Regions from separate parts of the Homo sapiens genome. Here region 2 is linked to region 1. Evidence: read pairs that join two places in POLR2A ChIA-PET (ENCODE). Cell type or tissue: K562. All regions are shown on one strand. Each heading gives the region's core, and the rest is flanking DNA. Links, peaks and the distances in the headings are about the cores only.

The links. Peaks named below come from ENCODE experiments on the same cell type or tissue, not always from the same donor. Only the 100,000 strongest peaks of a DNase experiment are listed, where the experiment ranks them.
Region 2: POLR2A ChIA-PET joins it to region 1 with 5 read pairs; 13 of 35 experiments call an interaction of 5 or more read pairs at or near these places.

The regions. Positions count from the first base shown.
Region 1 is chr2:65,390,744-65,395,987 of GRCh38, forward strand. All of the region lies in intron 1 of SPRED2 (sprouty related EVH1 domain containing 2), which reads right to left. Among named protein-coding and RNA genes, the nearest start is that of SPRED2, 39 kb to the right of the region's middle. In K562, for the core only: no CTCF peak of the experiment used is centred there; no DNase peak of the experiment used is centred there.
Region 2 is chr2:65,229,982-65,235,485 of GRCh38, forward strand. The region is part of intron 1 of ACTR2 (actin related protein 2); the gene reads left to right. Among named protein-coding and RNA genes, the nearest start is that of ACTR2, 4.9 kb to the left of the region's middle. In K562, for the core only: no CTCF peak of the experiment used is centred there; a DNase peak (open chromatin) is centred at 2,230; H3K4me3 peaks cover 1,096 bases.

The DNA.
Region 1 (5,244 bases), core at 1-5,000:
TTTCCCTGTATTTTCTAGAACAAGTCACGTTAATTTTATCATCAGAAAATCTACTCCCTGGGCCAAGCACAGTGGCTCATGCCTGTAATCCCAGCACTTTGGGAGGCCAAGGTAGTGGATCACTTGAGCTCAGGAGTTTGAGACCAGCCTAGGCAACATGTAAAACCCCGTCTCTACAAAAAATGCAAAATAAAATTAGCTGGGTGTGGGGGTGCATGCCTGTAGTCCCAGCTACTTGGGCAGGTGAGGTGGGAGAATCGCTTGAGCCTGGGAGGCAGAGGCTGCAGTGAGCCAGGTTCATGCCACTGCACTCCAGCCTGGGTGACAGAGCGAGACTCCATCTCAAAAAAAAAAAAAAAAATCTACTGCCTGACTACCACACAGGCCCCATGAGCTTGTCACTTTATCTTTGGCCCTTCCTTTCAAATGGGCACAACCTCACCTTAATGTGTACACACACACACACACACACACACACACACACACGAATCATTAATTGTCCAGAGTAGGACTTCCAGTGCTAAAACCAGGGCAGTACCAGGCCAACGGGAACAGGTGGTCACCTTAATATAACATAAAAGAATAAACAAGAAAAACAAGAGTCATGCCAGTAACACCACAGCTCAGAAATGATGGACCCATGCTAACATTCTGGTGTAGTTCCCGAAATTCTTTTGCTATGCACGTTTTAGGCAAACTTTAGGCAAAATTTGGATCATGTTATGTAGGCAGAATTCTGTATTGGATTTTCATTCAGTTTTGTATTGCCCATCTTATTAACATTCCTTAAAAGTACTATTTTCCAAGGCTGCATAATATATCAATAGAATGTTCCAGGTGGCTTAACCATTGTAATAGGTTCTTATCAACAGTTTCACTCACAAAACTTTAAACACTGCCCATAAATGTGTTTTCACTTGACTATTATCTTTAAGTTTCTAGAGGAGAAATTTTTAGACAAGAGGATGAATTTTTTTTTAAAAGAAGTATTACAGGTTACCAAACTGCTTTCCAGAAAGGGTGCACTGAATTCTACTCTCAAACAACAGGGCATGAAAAATGTTCCCTCACCAAAACCACAATAGCATTTTAAAATATTTTTCTTTCTGGTAATAATAACAGTTGAAAAGCTGCTATTATGTTTTCATTGCATTAGTTGAAATTTGTAGGGTTAAATATATTGTGCTATATTTATTTAGTCAACTATATATTTCTTTTTTGTTAGCCTGGTGTTTTTTTAAAAAGTATTAAGTTATCTGTTTTCTCCTGGTTGTCTTTGTCTCTTTTTATAATCTCCTGAACTCTTCATAGTTTTATATTAACTCATAATGGAGGCAAATTTTACATATTTGTTAAATTTGTCTCTGATATTGCACAAACTTATGTTTCGAAATTTATCAGTGATTTCCTCTGTCATTTCTTCCAGAATTTCTTTTTTTTTTTTTTTTTTTTTGGAGACAGGGTCTTGCTCTGTCACCTACACTGGAGTGCAGTGGTGCAATCATGGCTCCCTGAAGCCTCAACCTTCTGGGCTCAAGCGATCCTCCCACTCAGCCTCCCAACCACAGGTGACAACAGGTGTGCATTACCATGCCTGGCTAATTTTAATTTTTGTAGAGACAGGGTATCATTATGTTGCCCAGGCTGGTCTCGAACTCTTGGGCTCAAGTGATCCTCCTACCTCAGCCTCCCAAAGTGCTAAGATTACAGGCGTGAGCCACTAAACCCAGTCTCTTCCAAAACTTTTATGTGTGGACAACCCTTCTTCCTTTAGAGAGGAGTTGAATATCCACCTACATGTTCTTCTAGTTTATTTTTTATTTTAAGGATTTCGTTTTTTTAGTATTCATCTTATAGTCTTAAAATGTGAGGTCAAGCTCTATATTAGAACAAAATCACAAAGCCCATGGTACAATGGAGTTGTGTTGAAATGAGGAAATTGTTAGAAATTAAATCCACAGGATACAAACTAGGGATTTGCATGAGACCTACTCTCAGTAATGAATCAGTTCATTAAAAAGCTGTACTTGACAATGAATAGGATTAATCAGAACATGCCAGGGACACTCAGTCCTCCCCCTCCTCCAAGCCCTTGTCTTCCTAAGGGTTGTCGGGGAAGACTGTTGAGAGTGGCAAGGATGAGGGACGGAAGCAGAGGGCAGCACATGGACCAGCACGGGACCATGGATCCGTCAGACCTCCATGAACTAGAGATTCTACCTGCTACTCAACAGCAAGAAAAGGAACTTCGAGGAGCCTGCAAAGAGTTTAAAATAGATCTCTCCTTTTCAAAAGGCAAAAGATCATGGAACTAGCTATTTTTCTTACAAAAAGTTGTTGCTACAGAGATAAAAATAAGGCAGTATGTTATTTTAAATAATCCTAAATGTAGCTTCCAACCACTTTTAGACTCCTGCACAGAGATAGATGCAGTACTATTGTAAAAAACCCAATGTTGCGAATGTGGCATCTCTCCCCAGCCTGACTCTCCACCTACATTTCCAGCCTCTACTCCCTTCCCCAAAATCCAGAGCTGAAAATTGCTATTTTATGCAATACCTGTTTAGTGATTAATCATAAGGCTTTTTTTTTTTTTTCTTTTTTTTGAGATGGAGTCTGGCTCTGTCTCCCAGGCTGGAGTGCAGTGGCACAATCTCGGCTCACTGCAACCTTCACCTCCCGGGTTCAAGTGATTCTCCTGCCTCAGCCTCCCGAGTAGCTGTGACTACACAGGCACGTGCCACTACCGCCCGGCTAATTTTTGTGTTTTTAGTAGAGACAGGGTTTCATCATGTTGGCCAGGCTGGTCTCGAACTCCTGACCTCAAATGATCCGCCCGCCTCTGCCTCCCAAAGTGCTAGGATTATAGGTGTGAACCACTGCGCCTATTATTTTTTGTTGTTGTTGTTTTTACACTTTATAATAACGGTCATTATAAAGCGATTTACCAGAAATGAGAAAGACTTATTGGTGTCTCCTGGTCTGTGGCCCCCTTCTCAAAACAACTATCTCAAGTATTCCCTCATACTAGGGAAACATGAACTATTTTCTTTGGAGAATTCATTTATTCATTCATTCAGTCATTGTTATTGCCAACTGTCAGGCTACTCTTGATAATGGAACAGAAACCCACAATGGAGTCAAAGCTGCATTCCAGTTGCAGCTCTGGCACCTAATAGCTGGGGGGTCTTGAGCAAGCTTCTAAACCTTCTGAACCTGGGTTCCTCATTTCTGAAATGGGGCTAAAACTACACAAGCAAAAAATGTTATGAGGAGTATAAGGACGTGTGAAATACTAAGGCAGGAAAATTGTAACATTTCAATGAATAGCAGCTGCTACTTGAAAAAAAAAGCTTTCCCTGTGCCCAGTGCATCTCTGGATGAGATGTCTCCCTCATATGTAAATTTTTTAAAGTCCAGCAAACAATTTAAATTCTCATTTCCTCTCAGGTAGCTACTCTGCTAGAAATAGACCAACCACACAGTTCAACAACTATGCAATTACACATCATTTGGTTTAGGAAGATGATGCCACAGATGCATCCTCACTTTAAAATTCTCAGGTGCCTGGCAAAGGATGCTGCTTTTAGAGACCTGCCCTCCATCAGGGTGGCTGCTGGCGCCCTGCACAGACCACTCGGATAGAGGCAGCTGTGAATGGACAGGAACAAGGGCTTAATGGACCTTCCATTTAAAAGCAGCCTCAATGAACACAAAAACTGAGAATGAGAAAGGCCTCTGGGTCAAATCTAACTGAGGAACACATACTTTATGACAACAGGTTTCACAGACGCTAGATCCAACATTCATCGGACCACTGGAACTTAGAGAAGAACAAACACGTGCCCTGCCCCCTCCCTGGTGCTTACAAACACCCATCAGGACAGGGCTTTGTCCCCTGTGTGTGCACCTCAGTCCCAGGCCTCCTTGCTTTTCTGCTACGGTACGAAGATTGCTAGGAGCCATGAGGGGTTTTGCTTACTATTTCTATTTCCCGGGACACTGAAGTCCGCTTCCGATCACAGTGAGGCGCAGGGAGGGTTGAATGCAAAGGACTAGATATTCAAGTGCTGGCTAAAAGGCTTTTTCATTTTTATATGAAGAGAAAATAAAACAACAACAACTGCATTTTCACATTATGCTACTTCTGTCTTTTTCTTAGGCAAATGTATGCTAATTGTAGTGATTTTTATCTATTTTCTGACCGAGGAAAATAGAAGACTGCTGTGGGTTGGGGTTGATTCTAGTAGCAAGGGTACAAGAGATATCCGGTGGCCAGGATTTGCCATCCCCAGTAACCTTGGGTGTACCTCTCCATCACCCAAGGTAACTCCGCCCGAGGTATCCAGCCCACTGACTGTTCATCCCCGTGTCCCTGCCTGACCCCTGTCATTCCACTGGGCCTCGGATCTAAGTGTTCCACGATCTCCAGCACTTCTCGCTCCGTGGCCCCGGCTCCTGGCCTCCACACACTCTTCCCTTACCAACGTTAACCCTCCACGGATTTTGTCTATCACTAGGTCCAGCCCTGATACCTGTCTTCAGCCCCAGCTGAATGGGCAGAGTGTCCCAACCTGACCTTCAAGTCTGTGTGTGGGGTTGAAAAAGAAGAGGACTTTCCCCCTTCCCCTTCTCTCCAGGGTTCTCACCACGGCAGTACCCTACGCAGTGGAAGTTAGAAGCCTCTGCCCCAACTGAACCCCACCTCCCTCACACTCATCCATTCAGCTGAACCCCAACTCCCTCACACTCATCCATTCCTTTCTACCACACCCCGCATCACCTGTCTCTCATGGCTTCCTGTAGTGTCTTGACTTACCTCTGCCTCTGACCTCAATTCATCTTGCACATCATATTCGATCCACTTCTAAAAAGTCATTTAAGGTCTCTAAATGTGTACTCGGTTTCCTTATGGGTAGAAGTGGGCATCAACAGCACCTATCTCATAGGGCAGTTATGAGAATTAAAACAGGTTAGGGGTATCGGGCACCTGGGATAGTGTCCAGCACACAGTAATGAACTCAAATATCAAATATTTTTGCAGTTACTGCTGGAAGTCCTGCTGTGGCCACGTCACACTCCATTAAAAACCTTCAATTGCTCCCTGCTGCTTACAGAGTAATTAGCTCAGGACTCAGGGTCCTTTTTTCCATCTGCCTCAAGTCACTTTTTTTTCCTAAACTTTATCTCTTCAAATTACTCCTTTTTCTCTTCAAATATCTTTTGCTCTGGCTAAAGCCTGCT
Region 2 (5,504 bases), core at 303-5,302, 160 kb before region 1:
GGTTACCTATGAGACAGAGGATAAGGGAGTGAGGGAAGATGGAGAGGACTTCATGACCTTTCTGAATTATTGGAAAAATGTTCTTTATTTGAACAAAGCAAGTATTATTAAACTATATTTAAACTAAATTAACCATAAACGCATGTTACATGTGCGGCTAAAATTCAGTTAAATGTGCTTTTTAAAAAAGTATTAGCCTGATTTCCACTATAGTTTCAAATTGGCCTCTAAATAAATAAAAAACTTTAAAAATTGAATTTAAAATTTTTTGTTTTGTGATTGTGTCAGATACTCTTTTTAGAAAGTCAAGCCAGTTATATTTTAATGAATTCTTTTAGGGGTTCAAGGTAATGAGCCCTGTATTTGTAGTATATATGAGTTTTTAAATATTAAATTAGAATGGGAATGTTAACCGAAGCTGATTTTTTTTTTTTTTTTTTTTTTTTTGGACACAGGATCTAGCTCTGTTGCCCAGGCTGGAGAGCGATGGCGTGATCTCGGCTCTCTGCAACCTCTGCCTCCTGGGCTCAAGCGGTTCTCCTGCTTCAGCCTCCCGAGTAGCTGGGACTACAGGCTTGTGCCACCACACCCAGTTAATTTTTTTATTTTTGTAGAGACTGGGTCTCCCTATGTTACCCAGGCTGGTCTTGAACTCCTGGGGTTAAAAGATCTGCCCACTGCGGCCTCCTAAAGTGCTAGGATTACAGGCTTGAGCCACTGCACCCTGCTGTCAGAAGCTAATGTTATGTTACTATTCCATTAGTTAGCTAACATTAGAAGGCTGATTTTAGGCTGGGCGTTGTGGCTCATGCCTGTAATCCCAGCACTTTGGGAGGCCGAGGTAGGAGGTTCACTTGAGGTCAGGAGTTTGAGACCAGCATGGCCATCATGGTGAAACCCCGTGTCTACTAAAAATACAAAAATTAGCCGGGTGTGGTTTCTGATGCCTGAAATCCCAGCTACTTGGGAGGCTGAGGCAGGAGAATTACTTGTACCTGGGAGGCAGAGGTTGCAGTGAGCCAAGATCACGCCACTGCACTCCAGCCTGGGCGACAGAGTGAGACTGTCACAAAAAAAAAAAAAAGCTGATTGTAGTATGTTATTGATTAGTCTTGTGTCTAATCCATGTTTTTAAGATTCTTTTCCTTAAGACAAGTGATCAATTCCTGTCATAAATGAAAAAAGTGAGTGTAATTAATTCAAATAAAATTTATCTGTTCTTATGCTTCTAGTTATTTTAAAATTTTATGCAGATTTTCTATGGACATGATTGGTTTCAAATGAAGAAACAGTGCTGTTAAAATACATGAATCATATAACAGGAATGCTGTAATAGTTCTGAGTATGTAGAGGACTAGGAACCGCTTAGATTGTGTATTCTGTTTCTTACCATTTGTAGACATGAATAATCATCTTGATTTTATTTAGATACCTGAAGTTATAATGATTCCTTTATAATTAAATATTAAAGAAGATATTCAGATGTAATTTTGCAAATTTATGGAAATAGTTGTTATCCTAAGGTGTTTTCATTTGCTCCTTACATGCCTTAGGTTTTAAAATTGTAGGCTGGCTGGGTGTGGTTCCTCATGCCTGTATTTCCAGCATTTTGGGAGGCCGAGGTGAGAGGATTTCTTGAGGCCAAGAGTTTGAGACTAGCCTGGGTTAGTATAACAAGACCCCATATCTAGTAAAAATAAAAATAAAATTACAGGCTTTTTAAAAAGTTACGATTCTTTTAACCTCTCTGGCAGACCCAAATTAAATATTCTAGGACAGGAGTGTCCAGTCTTTTGGCTTCCCTGGGCCACATTGGAAGAGGAATTGTCTTGGGCCACACATGAAATACACTAACAATAGCTGATGAACTAAAAAAATCACCAAAAAAATTTCATAATGTTTTAAGAAAGTTTGTGAATTTGTGTTGGGCCTCATGCAGCCCGTGGGCCATGGGTTGGACAAGTTTGCCTGGAAACAAGTTTGTACTTACGATCACATGACCAATGTTGGTCCCGCTTGATTTTCTATCTCCCAGCTTGACCAGTGTCTCAGTAGGGTTGCCCAGAGGAGGAAAACTCATTTGATCCAATAATTTATGTGGATTTTAACCATTCAAACCTCCTTCTGAAATCAAGCCACTTAAAGTGGCCCAGATAGGTGAAAATCTGGAGGTCTGTGAAACTCTAGGTTTAGGTCCTCTTCACGAGCTAGGCCCAGGCCCCTGGTGTTACGTGTCTTGTTACCAGACTAGGGTGATTTCATCAGCATTGAGTTAGATCACCAACAAAATGAAGGTTTCTCCAGTGCGTGCTATGTTGCTGGCACAGTGCTTAATAAGGTCCAGTCGTACAGAGAAGCTTATAGTGCTAGAATAATTGCATTTGCATTTATGTAATTGACATTTGTAGTTGATTGTGGCCTGCTTTATCGGGCTTATGCTACTTTATATGTTGAATTTAGGAGTGTTTGAAACAGAAACAAACCAAAACCAAATTTGGTTTCATCTTGCAAAATGCTTTGGTATAAGTAGAATAAATATTTTGGTGGCCTAAGATCAGAACAGTCACTGTGCAGTTAACTTACTAAAGAACATCAGTACCATGAGATAAAATTAGTAAGGGGAAAATAAATATTAAATAAGCCCAAATGGGGCTTTATAAATCCCAGGTTATTATTTTTTTGAAGAGAAAAAAAAAATGTACTTTTAGAGCAGATGTAGATAGAATTTTTCATTTTTGCTTGAAAGAACATTATACTGTTCATATTCTTACCATTTGATGACTCAGTGGGAAGTAAGGGAACTAGTTTAAACCACACTGCTGTGAAGAGGAAACTATATATGGTAAAATCTATTTCTTAAACACAGCCTTACTGCACACAATGAAAGAACGAAGTCACCAAGTCTTAAAATGATTGACATGGGGGAGGAATTTCAAGGATTAAGATGATACCAATGATACCAAATGATAGTTTAGAAAGGAATGTTTTCTTTGTATTTTATCACATCATGGTTTAGTTTTTTTTTTTTTTTTAGACAGAGTCTTGCTCCGTTGCCCAGGCCAGAGTGCAGTGGCATGATTTTGGCTTACTGCAGCCTCCATCTCCCGGGTTCAAGCAATTCTCCTGCCTCAGCCTCCCCAGTAGCTGGGATCACAGGTGTGCACCACCACGCCAGGCTAATTTTTGTATTTTTAGTAGAGATGTGGTTTCTCCATGTTCGTCAGGCTGGTCTCCAACTCCTGACGTCAGGTGATCTGCCTGCCTCAGCCTCCCAAAGTGCTGGGATTATAGGCGTGAGCACTGCGCCCAGTCTAGATTTTTTTTAATACTGATTATTATTATTATTTGCAGAAGTAATCAGATTGTCAGTTTTATATTATTGAAAAATTGGGGCCAGGCACAGTGGTTGATGCCTATAATCCCAGCACTTTGGGAGGTAAAGGTGGGAGGATTGCTTGAGGCTGGGAGTTCAAGACCATCCTGAGCAACAGCGAGACCCCTGTCTCCACAAAAAATAATATAATTTAAAAATTATAATTTTTATTTTTTCTTTACTGCTTCTTGCAGAGCAGGACTACCCCATAGGCAGTGTGCCCAGAGTAGCCAGTATAATTTTTTTTTTAATTATTTTATTTTATTATTGTTTTTGAGACAGAGTCTCACTCTGTCTCCCAGGCTGGAGTGTATTCATGTTATCTCGGCTCACTGCAACCTCCGCCTCCCAGGTTCAAGTGATTCTTCTGCCCCAGCCTCTCAAGTAGCTGGGATTACAGGCATGCACCACCACGCCCAGCCAATTTTGTACTTTTAGTAGAGATGGGGTTTCACCATATTGGCCAGGCTGGTTTCGAACTCCTGACCTCAAATGATCCTCCTGCCTTGGCCTCCTAAAGTGCTGGGATTACAGGTGTGAGCCCCCACACTCAGCCTTTTTTTTTCCTGACAGGGTCTCACTCTGTTGCCTAGGTGGGAGTGCAGTGGTACAATCATGGCTCAAGGCTCAACGTAGCCTCAACCTCCCTGGGCTCAGGTGATCCTCCCACCTCAGCCTCCCGAGTTTCTGGGGCTACAGGTGTGTGTCACCACGCCTGGCTAATTTTTGTATTTTTTGTAGAAATGGGGTTTTGCTCTGTAGCTTCAGGCTGGTCTCGAACTCCTGGGCCCAAGCAATCCACCCACTTTGGCTTCCTACAGTGCCAAGATTACAGGTGTGAGCCACCATTCCCAGCCAATTATTTTAGTTCTTGTTATTATAACTGTTAATGTTTTCACTTTTGAAGTAATGTGAAATAGTGCAATTTTTGCTATCTTGATGGATGAATATATACCCTGTATGAAAACTGGTGCTGAGTTCTATGGCAACATCTGCTTCCAATAAACTACTGCTCAAGCAGAATAGTTTTATTAATAAGTGATTGATAATCTTTAATTTGAATGAAAAGTCTTTTTTTTTGTTAGGCAGTAATAGTAGGTTTACAGTTGTTTTTATAGTTTCAGGGATTTCAGTTTTTGTCTTCTAACTTGGGAAATGTTTGTTGCTTAAAATATACTCATAAGAATGTTAAGATACGAACTACCCATCTGAACGATTATAATTGGAAGACTTTGAGTGATGTGATTATTTGCCACTTTGCCATGTTGTATGTCCAGTGTGTGTAGCTCTGAAGGAGAGGGGAGACGTGTCAACCTTAGCAGCCTCTTCCCTGCACTAGGATCAGACCTATGCTCCATCCCAGGCTCCTCCTGCCACCTCCAGCTTCTCTTACGATTTCTCACTTAGTAAACTTATTTATTTGCATTCAGCATGCCAAAAATGAACCTTACAAACTGGTAGGTTCTCTTTTCATTCATTCATTCATTCTATAATTTTTTTGAGATAATTTATACGCATATAAGTGAGCATTTTCATCCGGATAAATGGATACTTTTGACTATATCTGTTTATTACTTGGAGGTAGGCATAATAATTTAATATCAAAATAGTATTTAATTCCCATATTTGAGATATTTGTGTAAATTATGACTGACATTAGGCTGGCGATCATGACAGATGTTATACAGAAATGTGGGAACAATAGGGATAATGATGAGAACAGATTCTCTTCCATATCATTTAAGTTTGTATCAAGTAAACTGGATTTTGACTTAAAAGAGAGTTTGTGATTTGGGAGAGAAGAGTGTGTGAGAGGTGTGTGTGTGTGTGTGTGTGCACGTGGTGTGTGTGTTATGTTTTAGTTTGAAAATACTAAAAAATACTAGATGTTATTCTTTTCCTCTGAGGTAGTTTTTCCTCCATGTCTTAGGTCACATTATTTAAGAAGACACTGAGAAAAAATGAACTACTACTCCTGAATTCTGTTCATTTTAAGGGTGGGAAGTGTATTCCAGTTCATCACTATCAACCACTGCCAAGGGGAAATAGCTGTGAGCAAGTGGGTTATCTATTGCATATGCTATCATATCATGCTAACTTCTGCCTTAAAAAGTAATCCAGGCTGGGTGCC